Regions from separate parts of the Homo sapiens genome. Here region 2 is linked to region 1. The links are chromatin loops, found by intact Hi-C in ENCODE. Cell type or tissue: natural killer cell. All regions are shown on one strand. Links, peaks and the distances in the headings refer to the core of each region. The heading gives the core; the rest is flanking DNA.

Evidence for each region. Peaks named below come from ENCODE experiments on the same cell type or tissue, not always from the same donor. Only the 100,000 strongest peaks of a DNase experiment are listed, where the experiment ranks them.
Region 2: it touches region 1 in a loop (7-fold over the local background); 58 of 110 quality-filtered maps call a loop at or near these places.

What each region holds. Positions count from the first base shown.
Region 1 is chr15:50,748,389-50,753,773 of GRCh38, forward strand. It overlaps SPPL2A (signal peptide peptidase like 2A), which reads right to left. Exons shown (of 15, transcript NM_032802.4): 2 at 1,248-1,358; 3 at 300-482. Among named protein-coding and RNA genes, the nearest start is that of SPPL2A, 15 kb to the right of the region's middle. In natural killer cell, for the core only: no CTCF peak of the experiment used is centred there; a DNase peak (open chromatin) is centred at 3,203.
Region 2 is chr15:50,874,942-50,880,326 of GRCh38, forward strand. No RefSeq gene overlaps it. Among named protein-coding and RNA genes, the nearest start is that of AP4E1, 31 kb to the right of the region's middle. RefSeq lists an enhancer at 4,095-4,264. In natural killer cell, for the core only: a CTCF peak has its summit at 2,156; DNase peaks (open chromatin) are centred at 2,180 and 4,260; H3K4me3 peaks cover 343 bases; H3K27ac peaks cover 667 bases.

The sequences.
Region 1 (5,385 bases), core at 214-5,213:
ATAATATATATAGCATTTATGATATATTCATATTACATATGTGTAATACATATATATCTCTATATATATGCATATATATATATTTGTTCCTAACAAAGTCTTGTCTGCTCTAGGAATAGAAAAACTGAAAAACTTTCCAAGTAAATGCCTATTAGATCTTGATTATTTATTTACAAAGAATCTTGCCATCAGATCATTCAAAACTCAGCCTCTAAACCACACACAAAGACGTTAATTCCATTTTTGTGAAATTTCACATCATGAACTCAAAATAAGATATGATTGTTTTTATAACTTACTAGGACACTGTTATTGACAACTAACATTGCTTCAGCACCTCCTTTCTGTGCAATTCTGGCTTTTTCAAGAAAATGGCAGCTTCCCCATGGAACCACAACTGCTTTGCTCTTTATGCCAACAGGAGGAATATCAGAAAGGTTGCATAGTGGTGTGGAAGTCAGATTCATCAAACTAATGGAAGTCTGAAAATAAGAAATGTCTTTTTAACATGTTAAAAATCTATTTCATCCTAAATGCATTCAGTTATAAATACTGCCTTTGGTTATCAATATTGGTTTAAGACAATATCTTTTGAATTAGAAATATTTAGGCTTAGAATTAAGTATTTTAAAATTCCCTATTTTCCCAGAGAGAAAAATACTTGAGAAAAATCAATAATTATTTATTAACAACCGTACATGACAATGGTTCACACAATAAAACATAATTATCAGTCATTCTCACTTCTTCAATATTTTTTCTTTTTTCTTTTTAAATAGAGACAGGGTGTCACTATGCTGACCAGATTGGTCTTGACCACTTGGTCTCAAATGATCCTCCCATCTTGACATCCCAAAGTGCTAGGGTTACAGGTATCAGCCATTGTACACAGCCTTCTTCACTATTTTTTTTTTTCAGAGACGAAGTCTCACCCTGTTGCCCAGGCTGGAGTGCAGTGGCATGATCTCAGCTCACTGCAAGCTCTGCCTCCTGGGTTCACACAATTCTCCTGCCTCAGCCTCCTGAGTAGCTGGGACTACAGGCGCCTGCCACCACACCCAGCTAATTTTTGTATTTTTAGTAGAGAAGGGGTTTCACCGTGTTAGCCAGGATGGTCTTGATCTCCTGACCTCATGATCCGCCCGCCTTGGCCTCCCAAAGTGCTGGGATTACAGGCATGAGCCACCGTGCCCAGCCTCCTTCTTCACTATTTTTATGTTTATGAATAGTAACTGTGATTTACTTACTGCATTTTCTAGGGTACTTGGAAGAGCTGTCCAATAAGGGTTATAAAGCATGCAGTAGTCCTTGGTTGTGCCATTTCCAGACGCATGCAAGATTGCTTCCTGAGCGGCTGTCTAGGAGACAAACAATAACTTTCAAACTTGCAATGTTATGGCTTGCCAACAACTAAGGATTTTAATAAAGCTATTTATATGCAGGGTTGATCACATTTCCTTGAGAGGGATGGTCTTCCATGAATTTGTTTCTTCTTGTTTGAGGAAATAAAAAGGATGGTTAGGAATATTAAAACTATACACAATTGCCCAGCACACCTTCTTTAAGGAAGATAGGTCACTTTCTTAAGGGAGTAACAATTATGACTCTTGTTATAAGGGCCGTACCCCAGGGAGAATTCTTGCTATGATGTAATTTCAATACTTGACAGCTGGAAACTTTCCTTTCCAATCTCCTATGAATTATTACTTCATTGTTTATATTATTTTCTTTTTGACACAGAGTCTTGCTCTGTCACCTAGACTGGAGTGCAGTAGCACAATCTTGGCTCACTGCAACCTCCACCTCCTGGGTTCAAGCAATTCTCCTGCCTCAGCCTCCCAAGTAGTTGGTACTACAGGCGCGTGTTACCATGCCCAGCTAATTTTTGTATTTTTGGTAGAGACAGGGTTTCACCATGTTGGTCAGGCTGGTCTCGAATTCCTGACCTCCCAAACTGCTGGGATTATAGGTGTGAACCACCGCACCTGGCCATTGTTTATATTCTATAAAACAACATGTACTCAAAATCCATCAATCTGTCTTACGTTCCATATTCTACTAGGAACTAGGGTACAAAGAAAAAAAGTACATTATCATTTCTAAGTGCTATCTTTGGAAGAGAACCAGCTGGAACTTGAAGTAAATTATTCTTGCTCATGTTTTCAAAATTCTGCAACTGCCTATTCAAAAAGACCAATCCAGAATTTAAAGTACAGAAAAAGAAAAGCGTTGTCTCATTTCCCACTACCTGGAAAGAAAAGCCAAGAGGTAAGAAGTGATTGGAAAGAATAACTATTGTACCTGGGGGGAGAGGAGAGTATAAAATGAAGAAATATCCAAAAATATTTAGAATACACATCACAATAGATTAAGAGTTCACATCACAATTTCCTTAAAACTTGGCTCAATACAAATCCTTCTCTCGTCCTCTGAGCAAATCTTTTTCTAAACCCGTAAGGAAGGAAAAAGAAAGAATGCTTGGCAAATGTTGATGTACTAAGCTTCTGCCACCAAAGCACATTATTAGATTGAATCACATGACATTGCTGATATTTGACCAATTTTAATCTAGAAAACTGGTAGTTTCATACAAGTCAACGTAAGTTTCTAATGAGTATAGAAATGTTCTAATCCCATGCTCTGTTACCTAAAATGTCCCTTGAACATTTTGGATTAGAGGGTTTATGCCATACTTGGGGCTGCACAGCTTATGGATCTAAGCAAGTATAGGGAATTCATAAAACATGCCATCAGATTACATAGAATTAGATAAGGAAATAAGATGTGAAAAAGAGAAATGTAGTTTTCATTCAGCTATATACTTGGTGGCTATGAATGGATTCTGATAGCAGAGATGAACTAGTATTTTACATTCTTATGATATAACAAACTACATGCTAGGTTACTTTCATGCATTTTTTCTGATTCAATGTCACTGTTTTTACAAACAAGGGCTCTGAGACTCAGACAAGTCACTAACGTAACCTACCTAAGGTCATATAGTAAAATCATTTACAGTTCTAGCTAAAGAAGATAATCCTGCAGATAAACATGAAGGTTGCTTAGATTTAATTTAAACATTTTTGGAAAGAATGCTTCATAAGTGAATTGGGTACTTCTTACTGCATCCAACAAAATAACACATTAACATCATGATTTCCTGCACTAGTGATGCTGACTTTGACGATCTGGTTAAGGTGGTAACCGCAGGATTTCTCTAGTGTAAAGACATGTTTTTCCCTTTATGTTTGATGAGTAAGTAATCTATGGCACCATGTGAACAGCCCAACAGCTTCTTCTCACCAGGATATTAGCCTCCATGATGATCCTTAACTAAATTTAATTTCCCATATCATACTAGGGATTACAAAATGGTGAATTTTTAAAATATTGTCATTCCTTCTACCCTTACTGGCTAGTATCCTTTGTTTTTTTCTTTTGTTTGTTTTTTTGTTTGAGACGGAGTTTCGCTCTTGTTGCCCAGGCTGGAGTGCAATGAATGGCATGATCTTGGCTCACTGCAACCTCCGCCTCCGGGGTCAAGCAATTCTCCTGCTTCAGCCTCCTGAGTAGCTGGGATTATAGGTGCCTGCCACCACGCACAGCTAATTTTTTGTATTTTAGTAGAGACGGGGTTTTGTCACGCTGGCCAGGCTGGTGTGGAACTCCTGACCTCAGGTGATCCACCCACCTCAGCCTCCCAAAGTACTGGGATAACAGGTGTGAGCCACTGCACCCAGCCATATCCTTCTTTTTAAAAGAGCTTTACTCTCTCCCCTACCATCTTTTAGTATCAGTAGAGATGCATTAATTTTTTAAAAATTTCAGTGTGGTATAATTACGATGGTTTGTCTGATATTCAAATTGTTCCAAATTTGGGCATTTAGAACCTCTTATAGCTGGCTCTTTGTATCCTTTATGCAAGACTCATGCCTTTAATCCCAGCACTTTGGGAGGCTGAGGCGGGTGGATCTCCTGAGGTCAGGAGTTCGAGATCAGCATGGCCGATATGGCAAAACCCCGTCTCTACTAAAAATACAAAAATTAGGCCGGGCGCAGTGGCTCACACTTGTCATTCCAGCACCTCGGGAGGCCGAGGCGGGTAGACCACCTGAGGTCAGGAGTTTGAGACCATCCTGATCAACATGGTGAAACCCTGTCTGTACTAAAAATACAAGAATTAGTTGGGTGTGGTAGTGGGCGCCTGTAATCCTAGCTACTCAGGAGGCTGAGGCAGGAAAATTGCTTGAACCTGGGTAGTGGAGGTTGCAGTGAGCCGAGATCGTGCCACTGCACTCCAGCCTGTGCAACAGAGCAAGACTCCATCTGAAAAAAAAAAAAACAACCCAAAAAAACAAAAAACAAGTCTTTGAGGACTTCTTGTTTTTTTGACACAGGTATCCTAGGCTGACCTTGTCCTTTATCTGCTATACATCCAGATCCAGCCATTCCATTAAGCTCCTTGTGGAGAGGAAAGATACCCAGATCAGGATCTGGGTCTTAACTGTGCATGCTGCTGCTCAAGTGGTATAACCTTTTTAATAAAAAATGAGCAGCATCTATCAAAAATTGTAATACATAGAATCTTGTGATTCATATCTACAGATATAGTATGCAAAAGCACAAAAATAAATGTATAAGGATATTAACTGTAATATTGTATGTAATAGCAAAAAAACCCAACTTCCACCAATAAGGTAACTGTTACATTATGATATGCACAGTACACAGCTACTCAAAACAAAGAGCTAGATCTATTTCTAGAAACAGAAGATGTCCATAGTGAGTTTTAGAGTGATATTTATAGTATAATCCTATTTTTATATAATGACCCCTCAAGAAGCCCCTACAATGTATCTGTGCATTTATATGAGCTTGAGGAAAAATGTGGAGAGATACATAAAGAGGCTATTAAAAGAAAAGAACATGCAGCAAATTTTGTGAGGGAGCCAGCATGCCCAAACAAGTTAAGCCTTTCCATGACATTTTAAATATCTTAGTAAAATTTCTCATAGATATTGCATAGCTTCGAAAATTCAGTTTACTACAATAGATATGGTAGAAAGGTTAAGAGCATGAGTTTTTAAATGATAGTACAAGGATACAATGCTAGTTTCATCATTTACTGGTTATGTTACAAGTTTTTTAACCTATCTTAAGTTTCAATATCCTCAGCTTTGAGATAACAATAAACACTCAGACCTCACAGTTATGATAAGGATTAAGTTAGATGATGCAACTGTTTATACATATTAATCTCTTAATAAATATATCTAGCACTTTGCCAAGTACTTATGCAATGTAAAAGAAATACAAAAGATTAATGGTTGGAAGATTAGTGGTTACTTGGGTCCTGGTGGGATGTGGAGATAAGGGGTACAGCTA
Region 2 (5,385 bases), core at 141-5,140, 130 kb after region 1:
AGGCTATAAGTAAATTTAAACATTTTCTGGTTGACAATTGGTTGAGTTCACCTGAAGACCTGGGGTTAATGCAAAGGAATGTTCAAGTTAAGAAAAAGGATCATAGAGGCTGTGGCGTGGTGGCTTGCGCCTGTAATCCCAGCACTTTGGGAGGCTGAGGTGGGCGGATCACCTGAGGTCGGGAGTTTGCAACCAGCCTGACCAACATGGAGAAACCCCATCTCTACTAAAAATACAAAATTAGCCAGGTGTGGTGGCACATGCCTGTAATCCCAGCTACTCGGGAGGCTGAGGCAGGAGAATCGCTTGAACCCAGGAGGTGGAGGTTGCGGTCAGCTGAGATCGTGCCATTGCACTCCAGCCTGGGCAACAAGAGTGAAACTCTGTCTCAAAAAAAAAAAAAAAAAAGAAAAGAAAAAGGATCATAGAGACCAGGTTTTATTATGCAGAGTGCAGAGGAATCTCTCAGATAGCAGAGTTCAGAGAGAAAGCAGGTTGTAAAATGTTTCTTATCAGACCTAAAAGGGTGCCTGGCTCTTAGTTGATTATCTCCAGGATCTGGAAAGAAAAGGAAAACAAAAGGGAAATGTGGATTTTTCCCACAAGACACTTTGCAGGGCAATTTCAAGGTATGGCAAGGAAATATATTTTGGGGTTAAATATTTTTTCCTTGTCTCATAGTGTTATGCCAGAGTTAGAATGAAAAGTGTGTCACGATATATAGGGTCAAATAAAACCCATTTGATGAGAATTTATGGTTTGTAGTGCATGACTTCCTAGACTCCTTAGGTAGGAATTTGGGCAAAATAAAAAAATCAGAGCTCAGTCTTCAGTTTGATCAATAGTTCTTTTTATAATAAAATTGTAAAGATTATTTCTAAATGCTAGTTTTTATTTTTATAAAGAAACGTATGCTACTATGTACTTTGAAAAAAACACCTGGACTGGGTGCGGTGGCTCAATCCTGTAATCCCAGCACTTTGGAAGGCCGAGGCAGGTGGATCACAAGGTCAAGAGATCAAGACCATCCTGGTCAACATGGTAAAACCCTGTCTCTACTAAAAATACAAAAATTAGCTGGGCGTGGTGGTGTGTGCCTGTAGTCCCAGCTACTCGGGAGGCTGAGGCAGGAGAATCACTTGAACCTGGGTGGCAGAGGTTGCAGTGAGCCAAGATCGCATCACTGCACTCCAGCCTGGGCGACACCGTCTCAAAAAAATAAAAAATAAAAATAAAAAAGAAAAAAACATCTGGAGTCATATACACATAATGTTACAGCAATTATCAAGGAAAGAATACCTATTTGTATGGATTTTTATCTGATCTGATACAGAAGTTTCCAAATGTTCTTGAAACTTGTGAGGGTGTTTTCTTTCATAAAACCGTAAACTTGGTCTCCTTTAAAAATTCCACCTGGAGAGCTACTGATTAACTTGTAAACTTACTGTCCCTTGATACATTTTAAGTGTGTTTCAGTAATGGGATCATAAAAAATTTGCCCTTAGGCCGGGCGCGGTGGTTCACGCCTGTAATCCTAGCACTTTGGGAGGCTGAGGCGGGTGGATCACCTCACGTCAGGAGTTCGAGGCCAACCTGACTAACATGGTGAAAGCACTTCTCTACTAAAAATACAAAAATTAGCCCGGCATGGTGGTACACGCCTGTAATCCCAGCTACTCGGGAGGCTGAGACATGAGAATAGCTCGAAGCTGGGAAGCAGAGGTTGATCGCGCCATTGCACTCCAACCTGGGCGACAGAGCAAGACTTCGTCTCAAAACAAAACAAAACAAAACAAAACAAAACAAAAAAAAAAAGAAGGAAATTTGCCCTTGTGCCCCTTCTTATGAATTCTGATGGATGAGGGAGAACGAAGAGAGGAAAGAGTAAGATAAAAAAAAAAGCCACAAGATGGAGGATAAAAATATTACGGTTATTCTTTTAACTTATCCAGGAACAGAATGAGTAGCATTTTCAGTGTAATGCCCTCACGGTGTATTTCAGAATACTCAGCACCTCCTAACCATTTTACATCTAGAAAGCTCCCAAAAAAAGGCTAATTTGGTTTACTGCCACTTTGGGACGATTCTGGTTCTGGGTGGATTCTGGTTCTGGGACGGAGTTGTTTTCCTTGTCTGTCCCCTCTGGATGCAGTTACGTAGCCATCTAGTGACTGAGTTGGGAATTGCAGCTTCCTTTCGGATTGGGGAAATCTGCCAATTCACCCTGCCTCATCGCAGATGTGGAATGAAAGAAATTCGGTTGGCAAACCTCCTACTAACGGAGAATACCTTAGTGAACCACTTTGCAAGTCCGTCTCCTACATCCTTGTGCAGGCATCTCTTGTGCAGAGCCTTACATTCTTAGATTACCTCACAGGGATACCAAGAGCATAAGATGAAGTTACATAAACCAGAACACAAAAATGTATTTTTAAAAATTACTGTTGTTTTTGTTAGAAAACCCTTTGGAATAGGTCGTTAAAGAGCCTTGTTAAGTGCAAGTCTGTCACAAAATCAGAGATGTTAAAGAAGGCAAGAGGTAAAATGAAAGGAAATTCATGGGGTTGTTATACTTTCATTCATTTATTAACGATATCATTCACTGAGTTTCTACTTGGAGTAGGGTGCTGGGGAAACAAAGATGGATAACACATAAGGGGCACTCTGTCTAGAGGGGAGCCAGACTTGGAAGCAATTTTTAAAAAGTATATCAGAGCAGTGGTGACTGTGCAAAGCACCTGCTTATGCTAGACCTGGGGACACTGAATCCCATTTAGGCAACATGCTTTAAAAAGTACACAGAATCGGATGGGCGCAGTGGCTCACGCCTGTCATCCCAGCACTTTGAGAGGCTGAGGTGGGTGGATTACTCGAGGTCAGGAGTTTGAGACCAGCCTGGCCAACATGGTGAAACCCTATATGTACAAAAAATACAAAAATTAGCCAGGCATGGTGGCGCATGCCTTTAGTCCCAGCTACTTGGGAGGCTGAGGCAGAGGCAGGAGAATCGCTTGAACCTGGGAGGCAGAGGTTGCAGTGAGCCAAGGTCGCACCACTGCACTCCAGCCTGGGCAACAGAGTGAGACTCTGTCTCAAAAAAAAAAAAAAATACACAGAATCAAACAAAATGTGGTATATCCATATCATGGAATATTATTCAGTCTTACAAAGGGAGGAAATTCTCACATGTGCTACAACATAGAGGAAACTTGAGGACATTATGCTAAGTGAAAAATAAGCCAGCTGCAAAAGAGAAAATACTGTATGATTACATTCATATGAGGCACCTAGAATAGTCAAATTCATAGAGACAGAAAGTAAAATGTGGTTTCCAGGGGCTCAGTGGAGAGGCAAATGGAGAGTTATTGCTTAAAGTATAGAGTTTTGATTTGGGAAGATGAAAAAATTCTGGAGATGGATGGTGGTGATGGTAATAGAGCAATGTGAATATACTCAATACTACTGAACTGTACACTTGAAAATAGTTAAGATGGTAAACTTTATGTTATGTCTATTTTACCAGTTTTTAAAAAAGTACACAGAAAGCAATGAGAATGAATCAAGTATAGCTACACACAATATGACATGGATAACTCTTACAATGTTGAGCAAAAGAAGCCAGATACAAAATGGTGCATACTGTGTGATTCTATTGATATAATTCACATGTTAGAAGTCAGGATGGTGGTTACTTCTGGGGGAGGCAGAGATAAAAAAGTAGCATAAACTTCTAGGGTTCTGGTAATATTTCTGTTTCTTGACCAAGTAGTGTTCACGTGTAAAAGTTAATTGCACAGTATATTTATAATTCGTGCAGTTTTCTGTATGTATCTTAAGCTTCAGGTTTTTTTCTTTTCTTTTTTTTTTAAATGGGACAGAGACAAAGTGAAGGGGAATCACCAGGACAGTTAAGGGACTTTAAACATTTGTAGGAAGAAAAGTCGAACAATTTCAGGGTGGTCGAAGTAGTTTGTAGTCTTCAAATATCTGAAGGAGTGGCATGTGGAAGAGGAAGCAAACTTTGCTCACCATACCCAGAGGGGTGATGAGCCAGAGTTAGAGGAAGACAGAATTTAGCTCATTAAAAATGATGCTTCAATTATAGGGTAAGAATTGGATCTCTTAGGAAAATCACACAGCTTCAACTTTGGGACTAAAGGTAATTGGGTATGAATCCTGGCTCTGCCACTTACTTGGATGAATTATGTCACTCAATCGAGTTTCACTTTCTACATCTGTAAAATGCGACTGGTACTAACCACTTGCTGGGTTACTTTCAGGACTAGTGATAATGTATAGCACATACTTTGCCTAGGCCCTGGCCCATAGGAAGTGCTGAAGAAGTAGTAGAAGTTATTTTCAGAAGAAAATGACATAGAAGATGGATTACACCTCAGTGAGGTGTTATGTATTAAAGCATTGGTTCCTTTCAACCCCAAGAATCTATGTAACTTGCCCAAGGTCACACAGCTAATAAAGCCTTCGGTTCCTGATTGGTCCACTCCACTGGGCTGCCTTAGGTGAGAGGATTTCTAGCATCAAGCCGTTGCCCATCAGGGCTAATCAGATAATCATGTCTGTAACAGACCATGAGGGTTAGGATCTTATTCCTTTAAATTCTGACTGTACTCTACAATAGTTCAAAGGGGGAAATCTGGGATGCTGGTTCAAGTGGTAGCCGTGAACAGACAGGTTACGGCTTCAAAGCACCAGGTATTGGGGGTGTGTGTGTGTGTGTGTGTGTGTGTGTGTGTGTGTGGTGTGGTGAGAGAAATTGTTTTAAAAAAAATTTTTTTTTAATGGATTAAGGAAAAAATGTGAAGATAAGTTTAGCCAACTTCACCATTTTTCAGGGTCCAGCTCTTACTGACTGAATAAATAAATCATGAGGCAGAAACAAGAGATACTGCTTTGAAAACCAGTTTCTTCGGCCGGTCATGGTGGCTCATGCCTATAATCCCAGCACTTTGGGAGGCTGAGGCGGGTGGATTGCCTGAGGTCAGGAGTTCGAAACCAGCCTGGCCAGCATGGTGAAACCCTGTCTCTACTAAAAATACAAAAATTAGCCAGGCATGGTGGCAGGTGCCTGTAATCCCAGCTAATCGGGAAGCTGAGGCAGGAGAATCACTTGAACCTGGGAGGCGGAATTGCAGTGAGCTGAGATTGTGCCATTGCACTCCAGCCTGGGCAACAGAGCGAGACTTCATCTCAAAAAAAAAAAAAAAAAAAAAAAAAGAACAGTTTATTCATTTGTAGGCAAAAGCAATGGACTCAATCCACAAAGGTGAGAAAAACCTGAGTTAACACTTTGGCCTAAATTTTCCCAAAGCCTCTTTCTTAGCCTGACTCCAGGCTGCTTAACCCTTATATTTCCAAAGGAAATGA